Regions from separate parts of the Homo sapiens genome. Here region 2 is linked to region 1. A link is a loop called in an ENCODE intact Hi-C map of the cell type or tissue named here. Cell type or tissue: natural killer cell. All regions are shown on one strand. Links, peaks and the distances in the headings refer to the core of each region. The heading gives the core; the rest is flanking DNA. Region 1 overlaps CD44 (CD44 molecule (IN blood group)). Region 2 overlaps CD44-DT (CD44 divergent transcript).

Region 1 (15,516 bases), core at 3,433-11,432:
TTTTAAGGATAAAATGAGTAAATAATTCTAAAGTGCCTAAAATAGAGCCTGGCATATACACAATGAATGCACAATAAATATTAGCCACTGCTCTTGCTGTTGGCATTATTAATATCCTCCCGGGTAATAATTTGGGTTTGCGTTAGTATCAAGGAAACCTGATGAAATGTCTTCATAAATTATCAGGGTTTGAATGACACACAGCCTTGAAAATGTTGGCTCCTTTTAAGTCAAGAGGGACCTAGAGTAGAAGGATTGTGAACATTCACAGGATAGTTGACCAGAAATGAAGTATTTGACACCATTCTTGCAACTCCTAAGTAGCTAAATAGCGTCAGGGTTAGGAGTTGGACTTTCTCATGAGATCAAGATAAATGTAAGCTGTGGAATTTTTACTTTGCATAGGATTTCTTCATCCAATCAGCAGCCCTTTGCAGATACCTACAATGTGTCAGAACCTGCTTAAGCCTTCACATCTAGGAAGGCTAAAGGTTGAGTTTGTCTGTTTCATCCTGTCTTGGCTGATCACATGCACATACAACCACACACTCACTTGCATACAAACATATAAGTATGAGGAGAATTCAAAATGTTCATGGAAAAATGAGATTAAAAGATAAAAGTTTAAAGATGTAAACTTTACTTCTCAACATAAGCACCATCACATTCAAGATACTGTTATAAGCTATGATAGCGGCCATTTAGTCCATCCCTAAAGAACTGAGGGTCCTGGGAATTTAATCACATCAATGCAATCTTTCTTACATTGTTAACTAAAGAAAAATGGGTGCCCTTTGAAGATTTTTAAAGATTAAGTAACAAAAAAAAAAAAGTCAGAAGGAGTCAAATTTGGACTATAAGGTGGATGCCTAATGGCTTCTCCATAGAAATTCTCAAAAAAATTGCCTTTGTTTGATGAGAATAATGAGCAGGAGCATTGTCATGTCATGATGGAGGAAGACTCTCTGGTGAAGCTTTTCGATACATTTTTTCTTCAAAAGCTTGGGCTACCTTTCTGAAAACACTCTCATAATTAGCAGATGTTATCGTTCTTTGACCTTCCAGAAAGTTAACAAACAAAATGCCTTGAGCATCTCAGACAACGGCTGCCATGACCTTGGCTCTACACTGGTCCACCTGCTTTGACTTGTCCACTTTTGCTTTGACTGGACCACTTCCACCTCTTGGTAGCTATTCCTTTGATTGTGCTTTGTCTTCAGGATCACACACATAAGGCCATGTTTCATCTCCTGTTATAATTCTCAAAGAAATGCTTCAGGATCTTGATCCCACTTGTTTAAAATTTCCATTGAAAGCTCAGCTCTTGGTTGCAGCTGATCTGGGCACAATGGTTTTGGCAACCACTGAGTGGAAAGTTTGCTCAACTTTAATTTTTCAGTCAGATTTGTGTAAGCTGAACCAGTTGAGATGTCTATGATGCTGGCCATTGTTTCTGCTGTTAATCATTGGTCCTCTTCATTTAAGTCACAAATAAGATTAATTTTTTTCTCCCAAATTGATGTGGATGGCATATCGCTGCAGGCTTCATCTTCAACATCATCTTGTCCCTTCTTCAAACAAGTTATCTGTTTGTAAGCTGCTGATTTCTTTGGGACATTGTCCTGATGAACTTTTCATAAAGCATCAATGATTTTTTCATTCTTCCACCTAAGCTTCACCAAAAATTTTGGTGTGTGTTCTTGCTTCAATTTTAGCAGAATTCATGTTGCTCTGAGAGAGGATCTTTTCAAACATGTCTTATCCTTGTTAGTGCCTCAAACTAGATCCTGTTCAGATATATCAAGTTAGTGAGAGTTTATTTTGGTGCAAAAAAAAAAATTTGAAATCTATGTATAGTTTTTTCATAGCACGTATTTTTCATGGAACTTTTGGAAGACCCGTCATATAGACACACTCACACAATGGATGCATGTATTGTCAGTGAAGTTATGTTGGCTTCTGAAACTCAAGGGATTTTGCTGAAACTCATGAAACTCAAGGGATTTTACTGAAAAGTCTCAGCCTCAATTGGTTCCTCTTACATTTGCATATTCTGTCTGCCAGGTGGCAAGGTAGAATTGACTGTAATAAGAAAGAAACTACCATTGAGCTCCAATTATTGTCCATGCCTCAGAGTTGATTTTTAACCTGAGAGTGACAGCAGCCACCTGGGCCAGGGGCAGACAGGTAGTTTGCCTCACCTGGAATCAGAGGCTCCCCTATCAGCCTTATCTTCAAGAAGCTGATAGGAATGCTTTGTTTTTCTTTTGTGTGCTGGACAAGGAGAGGCCCCGGAAGGTCTGTCATGTAGATTGACAGTTTCCTTTTGTAAGACTGGCCAACTGAGGCCAAAGTTGAAAATGTCAGTAAAAACAAATAGTATTGCAAAAGGGCCTTATGCATTTCCTTCTCTATCCTCTCATTGCCCCATCAGCCGAGTGCTGCATGAGTGGCTTAAGAGAACACCATTAGGCTTGAAAAAGAGTGAACTGCAAAAACACATTTTCTCCATTTCACCTAGTTGTTATTTTCCCCCCATGTGCTAATGATGCAAACAAAAGAAAATAAAAATAATAGACATTGGCTTATGTCTTTTCAAGTTCCATTTCTTGTTTCTTCTTTTACTATTTTCAGAATCAAGGAAGATAATACAGAATTTTAACAGTTTTCTTACCTCATTTTGCATTTGTTAGACATTGTTTCCTCGTGGTTGAGACCTGCTTCCTGCTCAGGAAAGAGAAAGCAGTGGTTGCCCATACAATTCAATAATAATGACTCTTTGTCATTATTTAACAGTTGTTTAGGTGTGCCTCTCTCCTTTCTTCAGTTGCACTAATGATAGAAAAGGATCCTTGGGCACATAGTAAAGTGGTTCAAATCATGGGTTTGGGTGGTAAACAGGTCTGAGATAGATTTCCTGCTCTGCCACTTAAGAGCTGGGTGACGTTGGGGAGTCATTTAATTTTTCTGAGCTTCACCCATAAATAATACATACATACATAAAACTCACCTTTCAGGTTTCTGAAGATGATGCAACACAGAATCTCAAAGGTACTGGGTACCCAGGGACACTGCAGTAATAGGTCCCCTCTCCTATTGCTGTCAGCTCAGAAATACAGAACAGAGCAACTGGGATTCAGAAAGGAGACTATAGGCTCTAGATAGAGGTACTCACTCACTTCCTTGGGCAACTCACTTCCCTGAGCCTCAACTTTCTTGTTGGTAAATAAGTGGAATCTTCCTACCCACCACTAGAACTGTGCAAGGAAGAGATGGAGCTGGTTAATGCCAGTTCTGTCTGATTCCAGACCTGGTTCTTAACTAACAACAAGGAGTGGTGCCTGGCCAGGCACTTGGGGCATTGTCCCAAGAGGATGTCAACATGTCTTCTTAGAGAAGGACAGTCATTGAGGCCTGAGGAAGTGTTCAGGAGGAATAAGCTTCACCAGGATAGTTTCAATGACTTAACCCTTTGCATGCAGTTTCCTCAAGTGTAAACCGGGGGTCATATAGTCCCAGGAGTTTTCAATTACAGCCTTTGAAGTCTTTTGAGATTGTTACACAGGATCAAGTAGAAGAGGATGATTTCTAGCTCTCTATTGGAATTTCAGATTAATGTCTACAAAACTCACTAAAGTCCTTGTATTGAATAATTCTTTACCCAACTGATAGCAGTTAGGCTTCATTTTCAATGCCATTAACTCTGAGAGCAAACGACAGGCTTTTGGTCTGCCAATATATTAAAAGTGTGTTTCTGAGGAAATTTCAATGAGTCATTCGTTTATATAACAAATACTTGTTGAGCATCTACTTTCTATTGGGTACTGTTATAGGGATTAGAGATAACAGCTGCAAGCAAGTAAAAGGCCCTTGCTTTCTCAGAGCTTTCATTCCAGGAAGGAGAGAAAGAGAGTAACCACACACATCAATAGATGACCAGGCTGTTGTGAAGACACAAAAGCCAAATGAGTTGAGGGAGAGACTGGGGGTTAGACAAGGGTGTTTAGGGAAGCACTCTAAAGTGAGGTGACGTGGAGTTAAAATTCTGAATGATAAAAAAAATGAACCACCTATGTGACCATTTGAGGATGGAACATTCCAGACAGAGAGGAAGGCAGATACAAATATTCTAGGATGGGAAGGAGCTCAGAATGTCTGAGAGAATTGAAGACAAGCTTTGTGCTTAGAGCAGAGCAAGCTACTTTGAGGTTAGAGAGGGAGCCAGGAGCCAGATTATGTTGGTTTTAGCCATAATAAGAACATTTATACTGGGTATGAACATAAACTCTTGGAGGTTGTAAGCCAGGGAGAGATCACTTGATTGTGAAAAAATGCTCATAACATAAGATTAAGTGGAAAAATGACTCTTAAATCTAGAACTGTATATTCAGTACCATTTCAATTATGCAAGCATATGTGTGAGTATGTATATTTGTGTGTATGTGTGTATGTGTATATAGATACATACTTTATGTATATATGCATAAAGTACGTGTGTGCATGTGTGCACGTGTGAATGTGTGTATTCAGTAAACAAACTGGAAGAAGATATAGAAAAGTGTTTGCTGTAGTTTTTGTAGTGGTGGACTTATTTTCCTTCATTGCTTTCCTGTGTTTTGTAAGTTTTCTGTAAGTTTGTATGACATCAATAATCAAAATTAAATCATTTGCTTTTTAAAAACTTTGTTGCAGAGCAATCAATGGAGAGAATGTAAGAGTGATATTATTTTACCATGTCTTTTCTCAGATTTGAGCTTAATATCATGGTGCTTTGGAATGCTGGAGTGAATTTTGAAGGCTCTGGCTAGCAGAGAAGTTTATTTGGCTTTTTGTTTGTTTGTTCTTTTTTTTTTTTTTTTTTTGAGATAGAGTCTCGCTCTGTCACCCAGGCTGGAGTGTAGTGGCATGATCTCGGCTCACTGTAACCTCTGCCTCCTGGTTCAAGTGATTCTTCTGCCTCAGCCTCCCAAGTAGCTGGGACTACAGGCATGTGCCACCACACCTGACTAATTTTTGTATTTTTTTTTTTTTTTTTTTTTGAAACGGAGTCTTGCTCTGTCGCCCAGGCTGGAGTGCAGTGGCGCGATCTCAGCTCACTGTAAGCTCCGCCTCCCAGGTTCATGCCATTCTCCTGCCTCAGCCTCCGGAGCAGCTGGGACTACAGGCGCCCGCCACCACGCCCAGCTAATTTTTTATATTTTTAGTAGAGACGGGGTTTCACCGTGTTAGCCAGGATGGTCTCGATCTCCTGACCTTGTGATCCGCCCGCCTCGGCCTCCCAAAGTGCTGGGATTACAGGCTTGAGCCACCGCGCCCGGCCTAATTTTTGTATTTTTAGTAGAGACGGGGTTTCGCCATGTTAACCAGGCTGGTCTTGAGCTCCTGACCTCAGGTGATCCACCCACCTCGGCCTCCCAAAGTGCTGGGATTGTAGGCATGAGCCACCGCGCCCGGCCTTATTTGACTTTTTAAGGAGTCTGTCCTAAACTGAACTTATTACTGTCTCCAAATTATTTATGCAAAAGAATCTAACATTTCTATTTCTTCCCATAGATTTGAATATAACCTGCCGCTTTGCAGGTGTATTCCACGTGGAGAAAAATGGTCGCTACAGCATCTCTCGGACGGAGGCCGCTGACCTCTGCAAGGCTTTCAATAGCACCTTGCCCACAATGGCCCAGATGGAGAAAGCTCTGAGCATCGGATTTGAGACCTGCAGGTAAGAGACCAGCACCCGACCACTGGGGAAAGCTGGCGGCCTGGGACCAGGCAGCTGGGCTTAGAACTGGAAGGCTCCTTTCCCACAGCTGAATGGATTATTGCCTAAGGAGTCAACCCCACGTATTAATTTGGCCAAGTCAATCTGCAACCTGTATGACAACTGGAGTTTAAAGTCAGCTAAAGACACCTTTGTGAATCATAGAGCGGGAACCCAGAGGAAGCCATTAGGGGTCCTCTCGGCTGGAATCCTCTTGTCTAACCTGCTTCCACAGAGCTCTCCTGGCTTTGAAGAAGCTGCAGTATCATTGTCAGAACCACAAGAAAACATAAACCAAATAACAGTGTTTGAAATAAATATGTGGCTGTTAGAGTCTTGGCCCTGCAGACTTGGATCAAAGCAGACTTTTCAAACTACTCTCTCTTACTCTCTCTTAAAAAAAATTTTTTTTGGTTTCTCTTCTATGTTTCTCTGGTTTGAAAAAGTAAATAAAAAGGCATGAAAGTTATTAAGCTATATTATATTAAGATATATTATTTTTGGGAGCCCTGAGAGGGCTCCTACCAGTTATTCTAGAGCTGCATAGAGCCTTCCTCAAACTATGGCTCCAAGCAAGATAATCACAACAAGCAAGGACTTTATTTTTTGAATTTCCAATGGCCTTGCGGTAAGCGGTGCACAAGAAGAGCAAGCCACGGTGGCAATCACAGTGAATTGTTGTGGTTCGATTTGTTTTCACTAGAAGAGGACTGAGTAACCTCTGCAACTGCTCTGAAGTTTCTACCCCAGCCTGTAGCTGTGCTTTTGCAGTGTCTTTAGGTAATATGATTCCCCTTTCTCTGCAACACACACTCACATGCACACAGACTGCTTTTGAAAAGTCAAGCTGCAGAACTCTACGGAAACCATGAAGTGTAAGTTAAGTGCTTCTATCCTCCAACACTGGGTACAGTCATGCACCCACATTATGAGTGATGGCTGAGACTCTTGCTGAAAGGGAAAAGGAAAGTCTTTTGCCTAAAATTGCCCTGTCTGATATGGTAGCCACTAACCACATGTGGTGACTTACACTTAAACTAATTAAAATACTAAAATTAAAACTTTAGTTCTTCACTAGCACTAACTACATTTTAAGTGCTCGGTTAGTCACCGATGGCCAGTGGCTACTGTACTGGATGACCCAGGTTAGAGAACATTTCCATCATTGCAGAAAGTTCTATTGAGGAGCACTGCTCTAAAATAAAGAGCAGATGTACATAGACATCTGTATGTGTTCAGAGCTAGGTCTGGGGGAATATGAAAGGAGCAGAGAGAGGGAGAAAGCTCTGGTGGCTACTGAACTTGCACTGTAGGATGCAATGAAAAAAGGCCATTTAGCAAATCCATTATTCTATTCCCAAGGCTAATTGTTTAATTATGGCCCTGACTAGGCCACTGGCCTAAGAAAGTGAATTTAGTAAGCTGAACTTTGATTGTGAAATACAAACAAGGCATACTTGCAAAATATAGATATGCTGCCATGTGCTGAGGACCAGGGGAGTTCTTACAACTGCCACTGGCCAATCATCAAGCACTTAGATGCTGGGAGCCCTACTGCCCACCTGGCCAAACCCCTCACTTAATCCTCAAACTGCAGTATTGGTCAATATTATCACCTCATTTTATGGATGAAGCAGCCGAGGCTTAGCGAATTTGCACACACAGCCTGCCTATGGAGGAGTTAGGATTCTGGTTCTGCTTAGCCTCAGCCCAGGACAGGATTTTAATGACCAAGTCCTCCTCAGGGGCTTAAAAGGGGAGGAAAGTATGCTTCCTGGATTTGCTGAATATTCTTTCCTCCTTGTGAACAGTAACTTACTCATGCCACATACACACATATAAACTTTAATATCCCCAATTTACAGTTAGCATGACCCATAAAACCGGTAGGCAACATGAGGTGGCAAAAACTCAGTAATAGCTTACAAAGAGAATGCAATAGATTCTAGAATGTTGGTGTTATCCATACTTGATGACATGATGTGATGGGGGTGAGTTGGTGGGTAGGTTCACCAAGAAGTATTATTTAGAAAAACTGTGCCAAAGAAATCTATCATTTCACCCATAACTGGTATTAAGTATTGCAAAACTCATTTCCATAATTTCTCTCAGGTAGCTATGAATCAGCTTTCTGCCACAGGACAGATGGCAGAGTCTCATGGGTTAGGATAAAACCTTAGCAGCTACTCTCTTTTGTCTGCCCCACCCTGATTGGTAGCAACTCTTAGATATATGAAAACTTATTACCATTTAATTGTGCCCACACCCCCTGCCAAGCTAAGGAGGCTTTGGGGAAACCAGTTTGTCTGTTCAGATGAGAAATTAGTCATGCGAGCTACAATTGCCACATAGGTAGGAGTTCTGTGTGCTTGGAAACTTCAGACTCACAGACATTTCCATGGGTCGTGCAGGGTGATGCACTCCATGCTGTTGCCCCTGGCAGGAAAGATGAAAAGCATCAATGTGCATTTTAGCCAGAATTGCATTTTGAAAAACCTGCTGGATTTAGCTTCCTCCTCTCTGCCCTCCTGCTGCACCACAGCTTCCCTTGCACATGGCATTTTCTCAGCCCACATCTCATTTTTTGAGGCATTTTATATTCAAAAAAAATTGTGTTTTTAGCACAATTAAAAAATAAGCAAGTTTTTAGCCACCAGGATGCTGCTAGAAGAGGCTGGGCTGTGTATGTTGTATCTGTATGTCGTATCCAGCTGTAACACACTCCCAGAGATACCTTGGTGGGGAGAGAGGGGCTATGCATTTCTCTGGCTGTGCTACTTCTGGAAAGTTCCTGAGCTACATGAGCCGTTGCTATCTGCTTACTTAATTGCTATGACTCCCATTGTAATGATGGTTAATTTATTCCCACTGGCAATAGAATTATGCCTGCAATGCTCAGGAGGCAGTGTGCTGTGCTGTGTACTTGGCATATAAACAAGGCTTCATGTTTAGGGCAATGGAGTATGGAGTAAGGGGACTCACAGGAAAAGTTGTGGCTGAGAAAGAAGTGGGGGAATGGGACATGAGGCAGGTCTGGAATGTGTGCACTGAAATAAAGAAGCACCCCTTCCTATCTATGGAAGCTGGCCATTTTGTGTATTTTCTGGAAAACATGAAGGTATTCCAGAGCCAGCATGAATCTTACATCAAAACTTCTCTCTTCTGTGACTCAGGCTTCCTTCTGTTTGTTCAAATAGACTCAACACTGCTGAACACAAATTTTAACTGAAACTAATTATTCCTTTCATGATTTTTTTTTAAAGCTCTTTATAGGTCTCTAAATAAAATCACTTTGTTTCTATCAGTCTTGTTGATCTCTTTCCCTCTCTATGCTGTTATTTTTGGATTTCAAATAACTCGGTTGTTGAAACCTCCGATATCCCTAGGGGTGAACTGAATGAAGTGTTGCACGGCATTAAATGTCATTGAATGGGATATTATGAAATTCCCATCTTAGCCATTTAGGTCAATATCCTGTTGTTTTTCTCTTACAGGTATGGGTTCATAGAAGGGCACGTGGTGATTCCCCGGATCCACCCCAACTCCATCTGTGCAGCAAACAACACAGGGGTGTACATCCTCACATCCAACACCTCCCAGTATGACACATATTGCTTCAATGCTTCAGGTTGGTTCTCAGGGGGGTGTCTGTTGGCGTGAAAGGCTGTGGGAGCCTGGTCTTTGGAGCTCAGCTTAAGTGGGGATTCATGTAGCCTCCATTTACATAACAAATGCTCACTGAATATCTGTACAGCAGAGCCAACATTCCTGTCTCCATGGAGCTTACATGCTAAATTGGGGAGGCAAACAATAAACAAATAAATATTAAATACCATTCAGGACTGTCCAATCTTTTGGCTTCCCTAGGTCACATTGGGAGAAGAATTGTCTTGGGCCCCACATAAATTACACTAAAACTAAGAGTAGCTGATAAGCTAAAACACAAACAAAAATCACACAAAAAAAATCTCATAATGTTTTAAGAAAGTTTACGGGTTTGTGTTGGACCACATTCAAAGTCATCCTGGACCACACAAGGCCTGTGAGCCGCAGGTTGGACAAGCTTGCCCTATATGAAGTCTGAAAGTGATAAAAGTGCTATAAAAAAGAAAGCAAAATACGAGGCTAATGAGTGCTAGGGATGCTTTTATTTTCTGAGAAGGTGGTCAGGGAAAGTGCCTCCTGGACTGTTCTGAGAATATCAGTGCTCAGAAGGGAGAATGCCAAGGAATAAAGTCAGAGAGCTAAGCAAGGGCCAGCTAACGGGGTGATTCATTCTCAGTGTGATGGGAAGTCATTACAGGTTTTGAATAAGGGAGTGACATGAATCTAATGATAGCTTTGGGGTGTAAGTCAAATGTCTTAGCTGAGAGGTATTTATTATATGAGAGGGCTGGAAAAAAGCCTTGGAGAGTATATGGTATGCCTTTGACCTTCTTAAATATCCCTTACCCAACAGTTGAAAGAACCAGAGAAGAAGAAACCTAAGTTAAGATGTAGATGCTAGGACACAGGCCAGCCTTTCTCTATGTCTTTGTGACTTTCTCCCAACCATTAACCTAGAAAATCAGGCTTATGAGCCTTATTCAAGTCCTAGCAAAATTAAAGAATTCTATGCATCATGAATTTTCAGAATTTTTTGAGAAGGATCAAAATATAAATGTCAAATATCTCGATGCCAACTATCAAAAGTCTTACCTCTTAAACTGGGCCTTCTGTTCCCATGGAAGGTTTGAAGTTGGGTGAAGGGAAAGATGAAGCCTTGAGGTAAACTTGGTACATCTTGCTGGAGTGTCAGTTTTCCCTAAAGATGTGAAGGGGATGTTAAATTAGCTGGAAAGGGACTTAAGACATTATCAGCCTGAGACAAACACAGATATATACATATACATATATATATATTTATATATATATTTATTTATATATATTTATAAATATTTATTTATATTTATATATTTATATTCATTTATATAAATTTATATTTATATATTTATATTTATTTATATAAATTTATATATAAATTATATTTATATATTTAAATATATATTATAAATATATAAAAATTATATTTATATATAAATTTATATATATATATTATATATAATTCTATATATAATATAATATATAATATATATTATATATTATATTATATATAAATTATATATAATATATATAAATTTTATATATATAAATATTATATATTATATATAAATTTATATTTATATATATGTATATATGTATATATAAATATATACACATTTATATATATAAAATCAAGATATCACAGATATATATACCATATACATCAAATATAAATATACATATACCATATATATGGTAGTAAAATATAAAAAGCTGCATGGATTTTTAAACTATAAAAAGGACATCAACTTAATTATGAGATCTTTCTTCTACTCACTACTAAAAAAAACCCAAAAATTAAAATTAATTGTGAGATTACATCAGTGGCTTTAGTCTACACCACCTACCCTTTGTTGTGTGAACAGTAGGGATCAGAGTGGAAATTCAGAGAAGAAATCTAGAGTTTAGGACAAAGTATCAGGGCTGGCTAGTTGAAATGGAGTGCGTGAAGCCAGTAGATTTTGACAAAAATTTACAGGTCACTGAATCTATCGAGAGACATACGAAACAGGAACAGAAAACTGTAGAATGTTTACTCCTCCCTGTTATATGAGTGAAGAACACAAATGGAGTTTGACTAAAGGGAAGGGAGTCCAATTAACACTAAGTAGTACACGACTCATACATACTCAGTTCCCATACCCATGTCTAGCATGTCGTTCTAATGATATTATAATGAGAAAACCACATATAAAAAAGTAAGAAATAGACATAGAGCAACATGTGGTCTAGCTAGCTCCATCTCAGTGCAACAGGTCAGAGGGAGACATTGGGAAAAGCTTGTGCTTTAGATGAAGAGGTTGACTCATTGGGAAAGGGCTGGCATGAGGCTATACACTCCTGAGTCTCTGGGCACTGCTTATTGCATCTCCCATTGAGTCTTGCTGAGTGAATGTATGCAATAAATTATGTAGTTGCATACCCACATTGTCTTACCTGTTTTGCAAGTTGGTTTCACTTGCTAAAAGGAACCTCAACTCAGATAGAAGCTCACACTGTTTTATTGCCTGGCATCGAAGCCATCTAGGCAGGCTGCGACTGAGACTTGTTTCTATCCTTAATTTTGTTCATGAGGTTGGGCCCATACCTGGAGTTGGGAGCAAGAGCATTGATTAATTTTCTTCTCTTTGGAGGGTTAGTTCAGTTGAAAAGCTTGAGAAGTACAGGGGGTATGTTCCTTACTAAAATGGATGAATTAAATAATAAAGCTAGAAGTAATATTTTTCCTTTTGTCTATTTTCCAAATTGACTCGATATTGATGGCTACTTTTGTAAGTTTTTATTTAAGTTTAAAGGGAATATTTATTGATCACCTCTATGTGCTCAGTACTGCACTAGGCAGAGATGGAGTAAGAAAGAACTGGAGGCTACATTTCTTGTCTTAAAGGAGTTAACAATCTTGTTGAAGCAATGAGACAAAAAAAAAAAAAGAAAGAAACTGGAGAAGAGGATAAATGTGTTTAAGGATAAATAAATTCTGAATGTCTTGGATTAGAGTCAGATGATAGGGGTATTAAGTGAGCTAAAGATTTTGATAAACTGCCCTATGCAAAGATTTCATTGCAAGGATCCCTGAATCTAATTTAGCCTGAAAGCTGCTAGCAGGTGGTCATGTCCCAGTGCTGTGATCCCCCCCATAAAACGGCTACAGGGATAAAAGTCAGCTTGATCTTAGTAGATAGCTTCCATAAGCTTAAGTTTTAGCAGTATTTTTAGAAAACATGGCCTGTGGCTAACAAATGAAAATAAGGCAGAACTTGAAAAGGCCTTTGTGATTTTTTTTCCCTCATTTTCAGTGGTTGAGGCCCAACGTGAGCCTGGTGACTTCTGTGTGAACACAGAACTGACTTGAATTGATTCATTTATTAAGCTTGCTTTCAGTCAAGTGCCTCATTTTCTTTTGAGGGTAGAATTAAAGGGAAGATTCTACATGTACTTGTTTATCCATTTCCTCCTTTATTCAACAACTATTTGAGAATATTTATGAGATACCTAAAATGTATCAAGCATTGAAGAGGGTGCCTTTCTATCTGGCAACCAGAGATTAGTGGTTAGACTGAATAATTAATGTTTCTCTTGGTTATTTTGGTGTGTTGAAGCCAAGGTTTATGAGAAAGCCCACCTCAGAGAATTTCTAACAAGTCCTCAGATTCAGGAACACCTCACCAGGTCTAGCTTTCCAAGCAGTACAGAGCTCATTAAATGGAAAGAAAGGCTATCTAATAAGGCCCTGGAATCCGACATGAGAGCATGAGTCTGTTAATTGCACATTTGGGTCAATCCACTAAGCATATTTGCCAGATTTGATGTTCTTTATAAAAGTTAAGGTGAATTGGAGCATGAAGGGGGTCCATGTGAACAAATGCTCTAATAATTTACAAAACTGTCTTAGGGTTTGTGACATCATGCTCCATTCTATTACAACTTGCTGCCTGGAAATTCCCAGTGTACTGTTACTTGCAGTTATATTTGAAGTTAGGGGAGATTGTTTCATCCCTGGCATCAAGAAGCCATAATCCAAAGCCTGGTTCCAGGTATGCACAACATACAAATATCAGAAGCATCTCATAGGTTGCGTCAGTTTCTGCTGATATTTCCAAGAGAAACAAGATAGATACTCCCCTAAATCTCCCAGGTTGGCTATATGCCCTTATTTTCAAGTGTAATAATTTTGGAAAATATTTTTGAAAACTGTAAAAAGCTAAATTAATATTAATTATTACAGTCCCCCATGACCTTGTGAGTTTATCAGAAGCAGGGACAGAAACATGCTCATCTTCTTTTCTCCTTTTATATGGTCTGGCATATAAGTGTTGAGTAGATGCTTAAAAATAATAAATGAAGAGTTATATCTGTAACTTCCTTTAATTATTTCTTATGGCATTACCATTTAAGGATAATCTAAATGCGTGACCTGTACATATTTGGAGATGCATTTAGGGGGCTAACATCTTAGGTGTGTTTACTGGAAGAATAGACCCTTGGGAAATTATATCGGTACTTTTTTCTTTTTTCATCCATTCAACACATTTTTATTGCATGTTTCTCTGTCCCCATCACACATAAATGTTCTGGCCAAGACAGATAAAGTTATTACTCATCTGTGGAGCTTATACATTTCTAGGGAGGGAGGCAGGTAGCAGAAGGCAGAGATTGAGAGAAGTGCCATGAACAGCCATCAAGTAAGATGAACAAGATAAGTTTATATGGTGGTAAACATGAAGAAGAAATGAGAGCAAGATGCTATGTGATGGTGACAGGTGTGGGGGAGTGATGAAGCAGTTTAGATTGGATGGTAAGGAATGGCCTCGCCAAGGAGGTGATACTTCTCTTTAAAGAAATCTGAGAAATCTTTTAGGACAGGCTTTGCAAGAATGGTGTTTCCTAAAACTTTCTGTTTTTTTCCAATTGAATGTATAAAACTGCCAGTTAGTTCCACTAACTGCCCAAAGAAATGGGCAGGTTAAGGTTATCCTTTTTATCTGTGGGAAAAGATGCTCCCAGGTACTAGGAAGCAAACAAAACCTGTTTTGTTCAACTTGTGTTTCTATCCACTTTTATAAGTACACAAAAATTATAGCAGGACACTTAAAATACTTGTGATAACAGCCTTTCTTGTGATAGCAGTCTGTCTGTCTGCCTGCCTGTCTTCCTCCCTCCCTCTCTCCATCCATCTATCCATCCATCTCCATCCATCCATCTCCTTCTTCCTCTTTGCCAGGAGCAATTCTGGGAGAAACTAACCTAACAAATAAATTTCCATTTTAATTTAAGTATGCACACACACACAGAATAAAAGCTGTAATGCACAAATGGACTTAACCTTTCTATAAAGGCAAAACCAGTTTAAAGCTCTCTGAGGTTTTAGAGCTCAATACAAGGTATAGTCACAGAATAAAGCACTTTGGCATGAATAGAAGGTTGCTTCAGCTACACTGCAGTCTGCTTTTAAGACACAAGGAATGGAATGCAGGGTGGAAGTTTCAGGGCCTGTTATCAGACCGCTTGAGACAGTGCTGCTCAGAGGGCTACCAGTAACATCTGTGGATGATCAGTCAGGCCCAAGATTCAGGCAGAAATCTTTATTCCTAAAGCAAGGGATGAAAGAGTAGAGGATAAAACGAGAACAAGAGAAAAAAAAAACCAGAAATGCCCATGATGAGATATGCCAAAACAGTAACCTTGAAAAATATTCTGGGCACCTAGGCCAAAGGTGGTCAACCTCAGAAGCAACATGCTGAGAAGCAGTCTATACAGAGTAAGCACCTAAAAGATCAGCTAAATTAATAAATACATTATTACATTAATGAAAGACTAGAGATTCATTTGGTTTTTAATATTTCAACTGAGTAAATTCTTTGTTGTGATTATGTTATTTTAACCTTCAGATTGTCATGCTGTTCATGTTGATAAACATTTGATTGTGTGTCTGCCATGTTTTCTCATCATTTCTGTGGACTTCCCAGATTATAAATGATTTTCTCATGATAGTTCATACTTTACTTTTAAATTTTTTTACAATGTTCCTGCATTACTTTTGTAATCACAAATTTTAAAAATCCTCCCTAATGTGTTTGCATTAGAGAAGGAGCCGTGTCTATCTTATTTAAAATTGT
Region 2 (15,516 bases), core at 4,648-12,647, 52 kb before region 1:
AGTATCTATTATGTCCCTGGCACATACCAACTGTTCTGGGTTTTACTTTTCATTATTATTCCTCTACTATCAGCACAATTTTATATTTATTACCATGACTACTAGTCATGCATCTGATTTATGGATTCGAAACCACCTCGCTCTCTCCTCTAGATGACCATATTTGTATTCATGGCATTGCACATTTAAGTCATCAAAACTTGTAACTTTGGAATTATTTATAATTTTCCTTTCCCCCTCCACAATCACCCTGTCAGTACTGTCTGGGACTGTTTCTTCCATCAAAACCGTCCTTTCCATTCCCACTGGCATCATATACCTCATCAGTCATTTAGAGATGGTGTGAGTGAGTGTTGCAGCTTCTTCCCTGGGAGCCACTTTTGATGAGAAGAAGCCAGGAAGGGAGGGGCACATGGTTCTTCCACATCCACTCCCCTGTGGTTGGTCATTTCCCATCAAGATAGCCAAAGAATTATTCTTTGAACTCAATTCTGTTTACTTCTCTCCTGAAAAACAATCAATGCCCCCCTACCCATGCCTTTTATTTTTCACACAGATTCTTGAGTCTGGGTTTCAAGGCTTTCCACAGTCTGGCCTAAGCTTTTTACAGGAATCACCATGGATGATGCCTGACCTTGCATTTTGCTCATGCAGTTTGTTTGTACCATTCAAGGTAGGTCTCTAGTCAGTAATGGGTTCAGGAATGGGCAGTCCTAAGCTACTTCGTGTCAATGGGATCTGAGGAGAAGTTTGCTTGGGGCTTCTGGGAAATATATACTACTTTTTTTTCCCTCTCTGCTTTTCAATGCAAACACCTTTTGCCCCAGGTGCAGCTGACAGCCAGCTTGCAACCACAAGGATGGCCACCATGAAGTCAAAGGAGAACTGAGAGAAGAACCAAGAAACAGACCAGGAACCCTGACCGAACTGCTCTGAAAAGCCCCTGCTTCTGGACTCCATTGTGTAAAATACATTTCCCCGTTGCCTAAGCCTGGTCAAGACATACTTTTGTTACTTGCAGCTAAAAGAATCCCAGCGGATATATTCATCTTTCCAGCTTTATCTCCAGCCATACAGGATAACTTGCTTCTCTTGAAATTTCCCCTCACAGTCCTACCTTGGTGCCTTCTCTCATTCTTGTCTTCACCTGGAATGCTCTCCCCAAACTATATTGTTAAGGTCTTATACACTCTTCAAAGTCCAGATTCAAAGGCACCAACTTATCCTCATTCAGAAGGACTCTCTGCCCTCCTGAGTCTCCAAGATGCTTTGTGTACACCTGATGGCACCAAAACATCCACTCTACAGCACGCTCATCTGCCTCCTTCACGGGATGGCATATTCCAGGGAGGCTGCTTCTCTTTATAATTTTGAATCCCCTAGTCTGGAACAAAGTGTGCTTAGGAGATATTTGTTGCATTAAGATGTGAAATTCAATACAAATGATAACCAAAAGTCAAATGATGGTAACAAAAGCAATCAGTGTTAAGTAAGGCAGAAAGGGATGGGATCTCTCTGGGCTGGAGCAGTGAGGGTGGGAACTGTGGCTCATGTCTTGTAATCCCAGCACTTCGAGAGGCTGAGGTCGAAGGATTGCTTGAGCCCAGGAGTTTGACAGCAGGCTAGGCAACACAGCAAGACCCTGCCTCTACAAAAAATTAAAAAATTAGCTAGGTATGGTAGCACGCAACTGTAGTCCCAGCTACTCGGGAGGCTGAAGTGGAAGAGTTGCTTGGGGCCAAAAGTGTGAGGCTGTACTCCACCCTGGGTAACAGAGTGAGACTCTATCAAAAAGAAAAAAAAAAAGAAGAAGAAGAAGGAGAAAGAAAAGAAGTAAAGAAGAAATAAGTGCTACTTATGTCTTGGGATGTGCCCCAACTAATAGGTAGAATTTGGATATGTTGGCTTGGGGGGAATTCCTCCATGGAGAGGACTAAGCTGATGCAGGGATCTGTTTCTCATTCCTCTACTCATTGTAGTATGTTTGAGGGTTTCTTTGTAATTGTTGGGAAATGTGGTCTCTGTAATAAAATTATGGTGGGTGGAAGAGGAGAAAAGTTGGTTTTGTCCAAGTGGAAATGAGTTCTTCATTTTTTCTATGATTATAAAATGAATAAACACAAGTGGCAGTTGGGGATGGGCTGGGAGCATTTCAAGATGGTTTTTATAAGCCCAACAAAGTATAGCTGTGAGACAGAGGGGATGTTGAACTCATCACCATGTTCCTCCAGGTATCCAGACATTCCCTCTGTTTCAGGGGCTTAAGTGTTCAGGCTGTTATAAAGAGGGTTGTCCATCCATATAAGGTACTATGGCAGACACATTATGTGTTCTTATTATCTCATCTTCTTCATGATCACACGAGAAGACTACAAGTGCTGCCATGTGACTGGGTCTTGCCAGTGGAATATAGGTGGTAATAATGTACAACTCCACTTCCAAGCCTAGCCCCTAAAATGGCCCATGCAATCTTTCATGGTCTCTCTCTCATTGTCTGGTTGAATCTACAAGTTCCAGTGGAAGACTCTGAGGAGGACTTAAGCAAGGCAAACCCACCAGATGAAGGAAGCCTGAATCCCAGAGTCTCACTGCTTGGAGGAAAACTGCTCTAGAGAGCTGCTTGACCAAGAACACCTGCATTGAACCTCGTGTGAGAAAGAAATAAAGTTCTACTACTACATTAACACCTAAAATGTTGAGTCTGTTTGTTAGCTAGCCTACCCTGATTAATATGGATGTCAAAGAGATGGCTTAGCAAAATCTGAGGGCATGGGTAAATGGCAGTCCTATCAAGATGATCAGCACATGACAGGTAGGAGGCTTTTACCTGATGGTCATGAGAAGGAGAGGTAATACAGACCCTCAGTACTGGAAAGATTCAGTGTTTTCTCCACTGGCAAGGGATGTTTTGCTTTAAACTTCCTAATGTTGGCTGCAAATGGCACCTGCTGGGCAGAGGCTGGGCAGTCTCTGGACACTGATTCCAGTGCTGTTCATGGGGTCCTGCCTGCTCCTATTATTTGACAGCCCTTCTTTTAAGCCCTGTGGACTTCCTCTTTGATAATGCTCCTCTGATTTTCCTCCTTCCTCTACCTTTAATTTTGAGAGATATTGCCAAACCACTATCCACAAAAGAAAGCACATTTAAAGTGCCATTATCTGTTTGTGGGGTGGATATGAATGCCTATTTCCCAACTTACTATCCAGGACTGCATGCATGTTATCAAACTTTTAAATTTTTATTTCATTACAAAGAAATTATTGTGGTAAAAACATTACACAAAATTTACCATCTTAAGCATTTTAAGCGTACAATTCTGTAGTGTTAGGTGTGTTCACATTGTTGTACAACCAATCTCCAGAAGTTTTTCATCTTGCAAAACTTCAACTCTATGTGCATTAAACAACAATGCCTCATCTCCTCCTCCCCCAGCCCCTGGCAACCACCATTCTACTTTCTGTTCCGATTAATTTGACTACTCTAGATACCTCATGTAAACAGAATCATGCAGTATTTGTCTTTTTGGATTGACTTATTTCCTTTAACATAATGTCCTCAAAATCCATCCATGTTGCAGCATGTGTCAGAATTTCCTTCCTTTTTAAGGCTAATATTCCATTATGAGTGTGTGTATATATTTTGTTTACAACACAAATTTTGTTTATCCATTCATCCATTGATGGGCACTTCCAACCTCTTGGCTGTTGTGAATAGTGCTGTTATGAACACAGGTATACAAATATCTTTTTGAGATTCTGTTTTTGATCCTTTGGGAGATAAATATACTCAGAAATTGAATTTTTAAATCATGTAGTGGTTCTATTTTTAATTTTTTGAGAACCTCCATACTGTTTTCCATAGTGACTATACCATTTCATATTCCCACCAGCAATGCACAGGGTTCCAATTTCCCCACATCCTCACCAACACTTATTACTTTCTGCTTTGTTTCGGGGTTTTCTTGACAGCAGACACCCTAATGGTTGTGAGATGGTATCTCGTTATGGTTTTAACCATTTTTTCATGTTCACCTAATATGCTTTAAATTTGAATTCACATTTTTTGTTATATATAGAGGTCAGAAGAACCCATCCTAGTGATGAGATGCTTCTGGTTTCCAGTCTTATAAGAACTACACCAACTTTGCAAACAACAACTAGTGTCTGGAGTGAGTTATCCCTTGGCAGTGGTAGAGAAACTCATGTTCTTCAGATGCAAGGTTTACACAGCACTTTGTACTTTATACACATTATCTCACTTGATCATCACAGCAGCCTTGCAAGGTGCAGAAGGCAGATGAGGAAATTGAGGTTCAGAGATGAGAAAAGAGAGAAAGAAGGAGACCAGCTCTTTAAAATCATAACCACAGAAGCAAATGCCTAGTGATGCACAACAGATATTGCTGTCTGCCTGTCCAACATCTGTTCTCCCCTTTTCCTTTCGTCAGGGCCCCAGTTTTGTTAGGGTATCCACCCAATGTATTCATAACTCCCATAATGGTAGTTCTATCTACTTGCTTAGAGATTGGTTTACCAGTGGTCAGTACAGTGTGAAAGGGATTTTAGGAAAGATTTCTTCATTTAAAAAAACTTTAAAAAGAGGTGGAATGGTCTCCCTTCTTCTGGAAGATGTGGTTCCCGGATGGGATGCTAGGAATTGCAGCATCTATCTTAGGACCACAAGGGGAACCAGTCTTAGGATGAAGCCAGGGGCATATATGACAGAACAGAGTAATAGAAAGCACCTGGGTCCAATATCACAGAGTTGTCAATAATAACACACTATTTTTTTTCTTACTTCTTGTGGTGTGAAATAATACATTTCTTTCCTGATTGAGCCAATTTGAATTGAGATTTTTTTAGGGGTTTTTGGCAGCTGAAATAATCCTATTAAATGGTGGATGAAATTATAAAGTGACAAGAAAGTGGTGTGAAAACATGATTCAAGCACGTAAATGTCACATCCCTGCATCCCCATGTTGGGTAGTAGGTCAACACTGTTCCAGAGGTGTTATGAGGAAAGCCAGGAGAGAGAGAGAGAGTGTGTCTAACCATGGCTGTTAGAAACCGTCAAAGGTCCAAATGGTGAGAATGAACCTGTTGTCATCATATCTAGCAGGTCAGCATGAGATCAAATATTGGGTCCCAAAAGAAACCTGTTGTACACTGGCCTGATATTCTCATGTTGAGGAACTTCAGCTGCAAACCTCTCTAACCATCCTTTGCTCCCTTCTCCCCACAAAAGGAGGAGGAAATTCTCTTTGTTGATGGTGAGTTTGGAGATAAAGTGGACATTTTCCACCTGGCACCTCCCTTTCCCTCTCAGATATGTCATCTGCAGTGAGGGTCCATTCCGGGCTGCTATCCACTCTGTGGCAAGTGAGGAAAGCTAGAAATTTTATGAGGTGTGCTGCAACTTCATTTCAGGGGACAGGATTAGAGAATCCCTTGTGGCTACATATTTAAGCTGTATTCTTTTCTTCAGCTTTTTCTGGTCATGAAGCTCAGATTCCAATCTCTGTCTATCTGATTCCTATATAATTCCTTCCATAACTCTTCCTGAGTTCAGAACCAAATATTTTTCTTATTTGGTTCTGAACTCAGGAAGGGATGTGGAAGGCATTATTCTTTGGACCCCTAGACTCTAACTCAAACCATGAAATCAAAATTGGTAAGTTTTAATAAAACTAAAAATAGAGGTATGCATAATGGTGTGAGGATAAAGCCTCACATCCCATCTATTAGTAGTCTGTTGCTCCGATGTAACTATATTTTCTGCAGGATGTGAGGGATATTTTCATATTCCTGGTGAGAGCTGGGATGTGGTTTCCAAAATTTAAAAAAACTGGGATTCTACAGAGGCCTTTAAAAAGGGATGATATAAGATCCTTAAAAGGGATGATATAAGAACTGAGCTCAGAATAGAGTTTCTGAGCTAGGATGGACGGGATGAGTGAGTGGCGTAAGTGACTCTAAAATAATTTGACCTGTTGGATTATTGCAAATCAGACTGCATTTGGCTCTAGGAAACATTCTGGGTTTCAGCCACTGGTGTTGAGCCAGCTGAAGGTAAAATAATAGAAATATAGTGTTAGTAGTAGTCACAGCAGCAGTAGTATTAGTACCAACTAAAGTATGCTGGATATGTGTTATTTTATTTTATTATTTTATGAAGTCCTCACTATGACCCTGTGAATTAAGTATTATATTAGCCTTGTTTTACATTTGAGAAAATTGAGGCTTAGAAAGATTAAATAGTTGGTCTAAGGTCACACAGCTAGAAGTGCCAAACCTGGGTTTTAACCTGGCCACTGCGACTCCACTCTAGATACTAACTCCATATTGCAATCAAACTGTTTATAACCATTCCCATTTCTGATCAGTTTTCTGAAGGAATAATGCCACAGAAGCAAAAAGCTATATGTGTAAAATTTTCCATTATGTTTTATATCTCTGTAATCCAAGGAAGTGACTTGAATGCACACCAGCATGGAACTATATTAATAAATTATGCTACATCAAATCAATAGAATGCTAGACGTAATTTTAAAATAATAATTCCAGAATTTACATTAAAAAATGAGCATTATATTCTACTATAAAGACACATGCACATGTATATTTATTGCAGCACTATTTACAATAGCAAAGACATGGAACCAACCCAAATGCCCATTAATGATAGACTGGATAAAGAAAATGGGGTACATATTCACCATGGAATACTATGAAGCCATAAAAAGGAATGAGATCATGTCCTTCGCAGGGACATGGATGAAGCTGAAAGCCATCATCCTCAGCAAACTAATGCAAGAAGAGAAAACCAAACACAACATGTTCTCACTCATAAGTGGGAGCTGAAAAATGAGAACACCTAGACACAGGGAGGGGAACAACACGCATCGAGGCCTATTGGGGGCTGGGGGGTGAGGGGAGGAGGAGCATCAGGACAAATATCTAAGGCATGTGGGGCTTAAAATTATATGACAGGTTGATAGGTGCAGCAAACCACCATGGCACATGTGTACCTACATAACTAACTTGCACTTTCTCTACATGTATCCCAGAACTTAAAGTAAAATTTAAAAATAAAGTTTTGAATTTGTCCAGTAAATAATAAATAAGTATAAAGCTGAAAAAAAAATGAGCACTATAGAATGTAAGGCTAAGGAAACAAAGCTGAGGAGAAAATGGCATGTATACCCAGATGGCAACAGTATAAAAAAAGCAGGCCCACTTGTGATCCAACACTGAAAGGAAATATGCACAAATAAAAATAACAACATTTAATAATAAGTGGGGTCTAGGTGAATATTTTTCTTTTTGCTAAAGCTGTTTCCAACATTGCAGAGGCCCTATTTTGTCAAGAAAAGAAGAACATATCCATAGGGGGTACTGCAGGCAGAATCACGTGTATGTGTGTACACTGGCTAGTTCATTGGTAGGGAGCAGGGTCAATGGGCACACTTGCAGAGAGCTTTGTCCCTGCTGAAATGTGGCTCAGCCTCATCGAAACCGCAGATATTAGCCTGACCTTCAAGAAGGCTGCAGCCAGGTTAGATTCTTCTCTCCTGAGTCTCTTTAAATTTTCAGCAGACACTGAAGTCATAAGTGCCGTTTCCTATAACCATCCCACAGAAAAGGAAAACTCTGTCTCTGTCTCCAGACAGCTTGTGTCCTGAGGTATTCAGGAGCCTGCCCAAGATGCTGGTGACACCACTGAGACGTGAGAGAGAAGCACATGGGGCAGGACAGGGCAGAGGGAAAGACAATACAGCAAAAACTTTTCTAGAGGAAATAAGATGTAAATGAGTAAAGAGCAGGAAGAGAGAAACAAATGCTAAGGCGCTGGATGGTAAGTGACTTTCTCAGAGGGTTAAGACGGAAAAAGGTAGTATGATTGATTAGTCCGTTTCCTCCATCTACAGAGGCCCTCATTGCAATTCAATGAACAGGGCTTTGGTGTGAGACCAGGTTCCATCTGCTTCCTGGCTGTGTGAGTGTGGGCAAATGGCTTAACCTCTCTGATCCTCAGATTCTTTAAGTGGCAATAGCCATTCCTCCAGCGCAGCAGTAAGTGAGATGTTCTTAGAAAGCCCTTCTCCCAGTGCCTCTCTGATGACATAAGTGGCATTTCAATTATTCTCTACTTCTCTCCCCTTGGAGATGGGGCTTCCTGAAACCATCCACGGTATAGGCATAGACCTAGGCTCTGCCCCAGACAGCAAAGCATTTCCTGTGCCCTCCAAGTCCATCCCATGGGACAGCTCCCTGCCATTCTCCCTTCCTCTCCAACTGGGGACCAGAGAAGCCTGCCACTGCTTACCAGAGGGAAGGGAGAGGTGACCTGAGGGCTGCCCCCTGAGCATCTGCTCTGCTCTGCAAGTGAGTTTCCAGATTGCGTGTGATGAGAACAGAAACAAAAACTGCAATTACTTTTGCACCAACCTAATATAAAAGGTCTGAATCAGGCCACTAGGAGCTGACACTCTGTGGGTGGGGGAAGAAAAAGGGACAAACCCAGTCTGAGGAGGTGGCAGGCAGCAGCAAGACCAAGGTGGGGAAGAAAGAGTGAAATTAAACCAAAAAACTCCCCAAAACAGTCATATATTTGACTGGTGGGAGGGGAACTAGGGCAAGAGATAGGAATGAAGGGAAAATAAGGAGAGGATGCAAAATGAGAAAGTGAGGAGGACAGAGAAAAAGAGAAGGGGAGAAAAAGTGGGAGAAAAACAGAAATTAAAAGAAGACAAAAAGGATGGGGAGGTTGAGAAAGGTTAAAAATATCTGGGAAATTGGTAGAATCGTCATCATTCTTCTGCATCCTGGAGAAAGCAGGAGGCACCTGTTGAATGCAATGATTTGGGGAGCAGGCACTGTTCACTGGATGAGGGGCGGCTTCTCCATTGGGCGAAGCAACGGAAATGTTGTTGTTGGTTGGTTTGTCTGTGGAGACATGACTCCCCCATGCTGGATGTCCCCTGACCCACAACACTAGGTGAGAATGGAGGAAGTTTTCCATCCATGAACAAGGGCAAGCAATGACTTGGAGAGTACCAGCAACCACCATTGGTATAGCTCCATCTGGACTGGGACAGAGGACATTGGTTACTTCTGAGAAAGTCAGACTTAGGCATAACTGGGGCTAAAGCCAGCTGGGTGTTTCTGGGTTTTCCCTTGTTTTTTTTTCTGAGTGCTCAGAGTTCTCATGCCCTCACCCACATCTACGACCCTGGGTCAAACATCCTGGGGAGGAAAGATCATCTAAACTCATTGACCCAAAGGCAAAGGGACTGATCAGACTTTAAATGCTCAGATGGTAGACTTTGGGGCATCAGCTGGCTGGCAGACGAGGGGCCAGAAGGACCTTCTCTGAAGGACACCATAGGGTGCCTTGCCTCCTGCTTTCTCGTCTTTGTCAGTGTCATTCAGAGTCCCCTGTTGGGACCACTCACTATGCTTGTGCTGTGGGCTGGGTGTAAGATTGGGCCAGATCCCCAGCCCCCATTTCCCACAGGACTAGTGTGAGCATGAGAGGCTTCCTTTTCACTTCTAATGCAGATGTATCGAGTCCACCTAGCATGTGTTGAAAACTGTCCTCAGGACAAGGGTGTTTCCATAGAGGTGATCTCAGAGCCACTCAACATGTGTGTGTGTGTGTGTGTGTGTGTGTGTGTGATGTTTACTGAATCTTAATGTTTTTAAAATAATATTGCTCAATTCAAAAGTAATATACATATTTTTATAATACATGTACAAAGCCACTAGTAGAAAGAGTTTAAAATTACCAATAATGTAATAATAGTATTGTGGTTAAATAAGGGTTTAAAAGCCCTTATCTTTTAGAGATACATACTGAATATTTACAGATAAGTGTATATGATGTTTGGAATTTGTTTCAAAATAATCCAGCAGTTGGGGAGGAGGTAGGAGGTACAGACAGATAACAAGGGCTATGAGTGGATAATTGTAGAAGCTGGGTAATGGCTGTGTGGAAATTCATTATAATTTTCTCTTTACCTGTATGTATTTATGATTGAAATTTTCCATAATTAAAGGTTGTTTTTGGCCGGACGCGGTTGCTCATGCCTGTAATCCCAGCACTTCGGGAAGCCGAGGCTGGCAGATCTCCTGAGGTTGGGAGTTTGAGACCAGCCTGACCAAAATGGAGAAACCCTGTCTCTACTAAAAATACAAAAAATTAGCCAGGCGTGGTGGTGCATGTCTGTAATCTCAGCTACTCAGGAGGCTGAGGCAGGAAAATCGCTTGAACCCAGGAGGTGGAGGTTGCGGTGAGCCAAGATCACGCCATTGCACTCCAGCCTGGGCAACAAGAGCGAAACTCCAACTCAAAAAGAAAAGAAAAAGAGGTGTTTTTTTTTCTTTTTTTTTCTAAAAGAAAAAAAATTTTATCTTCCTTTTGTGCCATATGTATCTTTCCATTAAACTTTCACTTATTTCAGAACAAAATCACCAATGGTCCCACCTCACGTCAGTCCCTTTCCTATTCATAGATAAACATAGAGATGTTGAAAACAAGACCTTATTGATTTGGTCAGTTTTAATGTTTTGCACAGTCTATTTCAGAGTACAGTGAACAGGAGCTCTTCGAAGATGGAGGCATGCGCAGTGAGTGAGGCTCACCCAGGTGTCTCCGTTTTTATCATTGTTTGTGGTGTGACAGGTGCAGTGGACCTAGGAAATAAGTGAAGAAATGAGTACAGACCAAGACATCAACATGCACAACCCCCCATTAGAAGAAGAAACAGGGGAAAAGACTCAGAGGAGGAGCAAGGGATGGAGAGAGAAGTGTAGCAAAGACAACAGCTTCCTGAACTCCACGTTCTTCTCTTTCCTCTGGACTCACAACTGGACCACATAACCTTTCCAGCTTTCCTTGCAGTTAGGTGAGGCAACGCGACTGGGTTCTGGCCAATGGAATGTGGATGGAAGTGAGGGTCCCACTATCAGGTCTAGCCCATAAAAACCTCACAAACAATTCTCCTCCATACTCTTTTTCCTTCCACCAACTGAATGGAAGTGACCTCAGTGAACTCGGAAGTCATGTATTGAAAATTGCAGAGTTTGGCCGGGCACGGTGGCTCACGCCTGTATTGCAGCACTTTGGGAGGCCGAGGCGGGCGGATCACGAGGTCAGGAGATCGAGACCATCCTGGCTAACACGGTGAAACCCCGTCTGTACTAAAAATACAAAAAATTAGCCCGGCGTAGTGTCAGGTGCCTGTAGTCCCAGCTACTCAGGAGGCTGAGGCAGGAGAATGGCATGAACCTGGGAGGCGGAGCTTGCAGTGAGCCGAGATTGTACCACTGCACTCCAGCCTGGGCGACAGAGCCAGACTCAGACTCCGTCTCAAAAAAAAAAAGAAAAAAAAGAAAAAAAAAAGAAAATTGGAGAGTCTCTATCAGCCTGAATTGTTTATCCCTCTTCACCATCCTATCTAACCAGAAACCCTTACAAGTATTAGGTAACCACAGGATAAATGTGTATGTGTTTAAGCCGTTTTACCTCGTAGCTGAAATTGGACCCAAAACACAGAAAGATAAATTAATCTGAAAGGCAGAATGAAAGATAGGCTATAGCTGTATCTATAAAGACAAGGGAAAATATAATTTTAAGGAAGGGTGAGTCAATAATAACAATGACTGTTTTTTAGACCCTGCCATATTCTAAACTCTTCGATAAGTTGAATAGATGCATGATTACATTATATACTTTAATTTTCATGATAATTATATCAAGCATTAAATGGGGATCTTAAGCTCAAAGAGGTTGAGTACAGTGCCCAAAATTCCACAGCAAATAAACAATGCTCTTCAACAGCATATCATCTTACATCCAAAATAATAAGACTAAAGAGTCAGTTAAAGTGACTTGCAGAATAGTGGATGGGATTGAGCCAGGGAAAGTGGGGCGTTTATTGGGCATCAGATGGTGAGGATTGAGTAACAGGACGCTGCTCATCCATCAAGATCTGGCCCGAGTACCCTTCCTCTCTATAGAGACTTTTTGAGCTACACATGTTGGTATCACCACTCTGAATTTCTTTTTTTCTCTTTTTTTTTTTGAGTCAGAGTCTTGCACTGTTGCCCAGGCTGGAGTGCAGTGGTGCTATCTCTGCTCACTGCAAGCTCCGCCTCCTGGGTTTACACCATTCTCCTACCTCAGCCTCCTGAGTAGCTGGGACTACAGGCACCCACCACCATGCCCAGCTAATTTTTTTTGTATTTTTAGTAGAGACGGGGTTTCACCGTGTTAGCCAGGATGGTCTCCATCTCCTGACCTCATGATCTGCCTGCCTCAACCTGCCAAAGTGCTGAGATTACAGGCATAAGCCACCACACCTGGCCTCTGAATTTCTTTATTATTTACTACTCCTTACCCAGTGCATTACAAGCTTCCTTAGAGTATTACTGGACTTGTTCTAAGGTCGATTTATATGCTAGATTTTTACTGCTTACTCACATTGGGTTCTTATCTACCTTTAGGCAAATGGAAGGATTACCCTTCCCCAGTCATCTTGCACTTAGGTGGGATCATGTGACTAACTCTAGCTAATGGGCTGGGAAAAGAAGTGACATCTATTATTTCTGAGACAAAGCATTTAATCACTGGCATGAGGCCTTCTACTATTCTTTTTCCCTGCTGCAGCAATTGTGTTACGAGACAGAGGTAGCACAAGATCAGTGAGCAACTGCATGGAAGACAGTTGTTTTAGAGAGTTTCCTGAACCCACAGCCAACTTAGCATGGCAAGAAGTCACCTGGGTGATTGTGTGAAACCAATGAGACTTTGCTTATGTTGTTACTGCAGCACAACTCAGAGTACTTTGACAAATACAATTTAATCTTCCATCATGATCAGAGATGTCAAATATTAATCATCAGTGTTACCACTGCCTCATGCTACAGACATGATGTATATTATTAATCCATCAATGGACTTTTATCCATTGAACTGTAAAGCCTCAGAATCTTTCTCATCACAGTGAACTAAGCAGTCATTATTAATTGATTAGAGGTGAAAATTAGGGGAAACCCACTAAAGTCATTCCATTCCACTCGGCATAAAATCCAAACTTCTTACTGGGGCCTGCAAGGGTGCACAAGAGCTGGCTTTACCTTCCTCTTCAATCTCATTTCCTACTACTTGCTTTCTCATTCACTCTGCTCCATCCACATTAACCTTTTTGGTTCCTCAAACACACTAAAAATACTCCAATCTCAAAGCCTTTACATTTGCTTTGCACTTTTTTTTTCATGTAAATTTGCCTGAAATGTTACCTCTTCACCCAGACCTTCCTAGTCTACCTTATTAAAATTGCCTGCACCCTCCACCCACTTCCTCGATGATAATAAAATGCCAGTCTGTCTTTTTGTGCTGTTGTATTTTTGGAATTTAGAGTAGTGCCTGGAATATAGAGGTGCATACAAAATAGTTCTTAAACTAATGAAGGCAACTGATCTGCCAACTCTGATCTAGATCATAGTCTCTGAAGAGAGAGGGCAGGTCCTCCTCATCTGTGGCTTGTCCTCTGTGGCGAATCCATGTAGTGCATACAGAAGGTGTCCATTAAATTCCCATTGGATGATTAAAAGACTTTTATTTTCCATTGCTTCATCATGGAGTCACATCTGTGTCTTTTGCCTTCTTTCACCTTCATAAGCTCTCTCAAGACGTCTCTTCCTTTCTCTCTCCCTAGCCCACCCTCCCCACATCCTCTCCCATTAAAGTTCAGTTCAACAAGTCTCTTTCTCACCCACGCCATGCCTTCTACAGCAGCATTCTTCTGTGGCTGGGAAACAGTAGCCAGCAATAAAATGCGTTTTGGCCTGGCCTCACATCCATGTTCTGTACCTATTCCTTTTCTACAGGATTTGATGCTAAGCCCAGTCAGGACTTGGCAGGAGCCTTATGCCTGTACGTTAGAGCCCAGAATTTCTACCCTTTGGGTGTTTTAAAGAGAAGCAGCTGTTACCATCTGCCAGATGAAAGGTTTTGCCCTTTGAAAATAGACTGTGAGGCATGTTCAGGCAGACAGGGGCTCTCTGGAGAAGATCTGGGAGGATGGGACTCGGAAGACCTGCCACTCATTTGGATTGACATACAACTGTAGGCAAAGTATCAGAGATGTCTAGTTTCTATCACAACGAAGGAGAGAGAACTGTATTCTTTGGGTAGAATGGGATGATGTGGGGAGGGATTATAGGTGAGGCCAACTGGTGAAAAGAGCACAGACCTCAGAATCAGAAGACCTAAGATTTAGAGTCAAAGTCCTGAATTCAAGACCCAGTGGTAGGGGCATCCGCCATCCACTTGAGCCACTGTTTACTCTTTTGTAAAATGGTGTGATGCTCTCCTATATTCATCAAGTCTTTTTGGTTGCAACGGAAACCAGCTTATGCTAATGTAAACAGAATAAAAGGAATTTATTGGAAGGATCTGACTGCATTCTTGCCATTGGCTTCTGTGAGGCACAAGTGTGTCAAGAATGGACTAGAACAAGAAACCCGAAAAGTGTTAGAACTCTAGAAGTATTTCCTGCGTTTCTGTGAGCTTCTGGTTTATTCTTATTTCCCCTGCTTCTCTGTCCTCATGGAGGTGTATTGCTGCCCCACAGCTTCCAAGTTTGTGTCTTAAACCTTCAGCCATGCTCTAATCCCAAATGTCAGGAACAAAGACTCTGACTGATCAGGATTGCTTTAGGTGTCTACTACGGGGTCGAATCAGTCCTGGGCATGGGAAGTAGGGGTCACATAGTACAACTGTGGCTGCCAGAAGCTGCTCTTCACAATCTGGATGAAATATTCAGAGAAGGAACTATAACTTGTGGGTTGGGCCACAAATCCAAAAAGGGTCTTGTGAGTATTATCGTCACTGAATAAACTCTCAGGTGCTGCAAAGAGAAAATGGTGTTATTTCTAGTCAGAATATACAACCATCTCACAATGATACTCTAAGGAATCAAGGCATAGTCCTATGCAAATCTAAAATTGTCCATTGAATAGCCACGGTCCGAGTCTACACATTTAAAGTTGTCTTATTCTAGGATTCTAATTTGTCAGAGGGCTGTGAGAGTCAACATTCTCCATTCTCTACCTTAGCAATACTCTTTTCACCTCCTCCACTCCAACAAAAGCTTCCAAAGGAAATCTTCCTTCTTAAAAGAAACTGATTTCCATGATTCAGAATAAAATTTAGTAAAGACTGATGAATTAGGACTCCATTAATTTAGCATTTTTGCTACATCAAGAATCAAAAAGGGATTAAACTTTTCTATCCCCATATCTCTTAAAGCCAGGAAAGATTTGCTAAGTGAAATAAAAATGTGACTTTGGACAAGTTTTGTAACCTCTCTAAGACTTTGTTTCCTTATCTGTAAAATAGAAATTAACTTTTCATAGGATTGTTGTGACAATTAAATGACATTAGGCTTGACATGTAGAAAGTACTGGCTATTAGCTATGATGTTGAAGATAATGTTGGTTGTAGTGATG

What was found. A loop is a pair of places that touch in the nucleus more often than their neighbours do. Peaks named below come from ENCODE experiments on the same cell type or tissue, not always from the same donor. Only the 100,000 strongest peaks of a DNase experiment are listed, where the experiment ranks them.
Region 2: it touches region 1 in a loop (1.9-fold over the local background); 9 of 110 quality-filtered maps call a loop at or near these places.

What each region holds. Positions count from the first base shown.
Region 1 is chr11:35,171,022-35,186,537 of GRCh38, forward strand. CD44 (CD44 molecule (IN blood group)) reads left to right here. Exons shown (of 18, transcript NM_000610.4): 2 at 5,554-5,719; 3 at 9,253-9,386. Among named protein-coding and RNA genes, the nearest start is that of SNORD164, 16 kb to the left of the region's middle. RefSeq lists an enhancer at 2,038-2,539. In natural killer cell, for the core only: no CTCF peak of the experiment used is centred there; DNase peaks (open chromatin) are centred at 6,009 and 6,530; H3K27ac peaks cover 1,551 bases.
Region 2 is chr11:35,118,226-35,133,741 of GRCh38, forward strand. It overlaps CD44-DT (CD44 divergent transcript), which reads right to left. Exons shown (of 3, transcript NR_120528.1): 3 at 14,425-14,915. Among named protein-coding and RNA genes, the nearest start is that of CD44-DT, 12 kb to the right of the region's middle. RefSeq lists an enhancer at 8,289-8,578. In natural killer cell, for the core only: no CTCF peak of the experiment used is centred there; a DNase peak (open chromatin) is centred at 8,456; H3K27ac peaks cover 89 bases.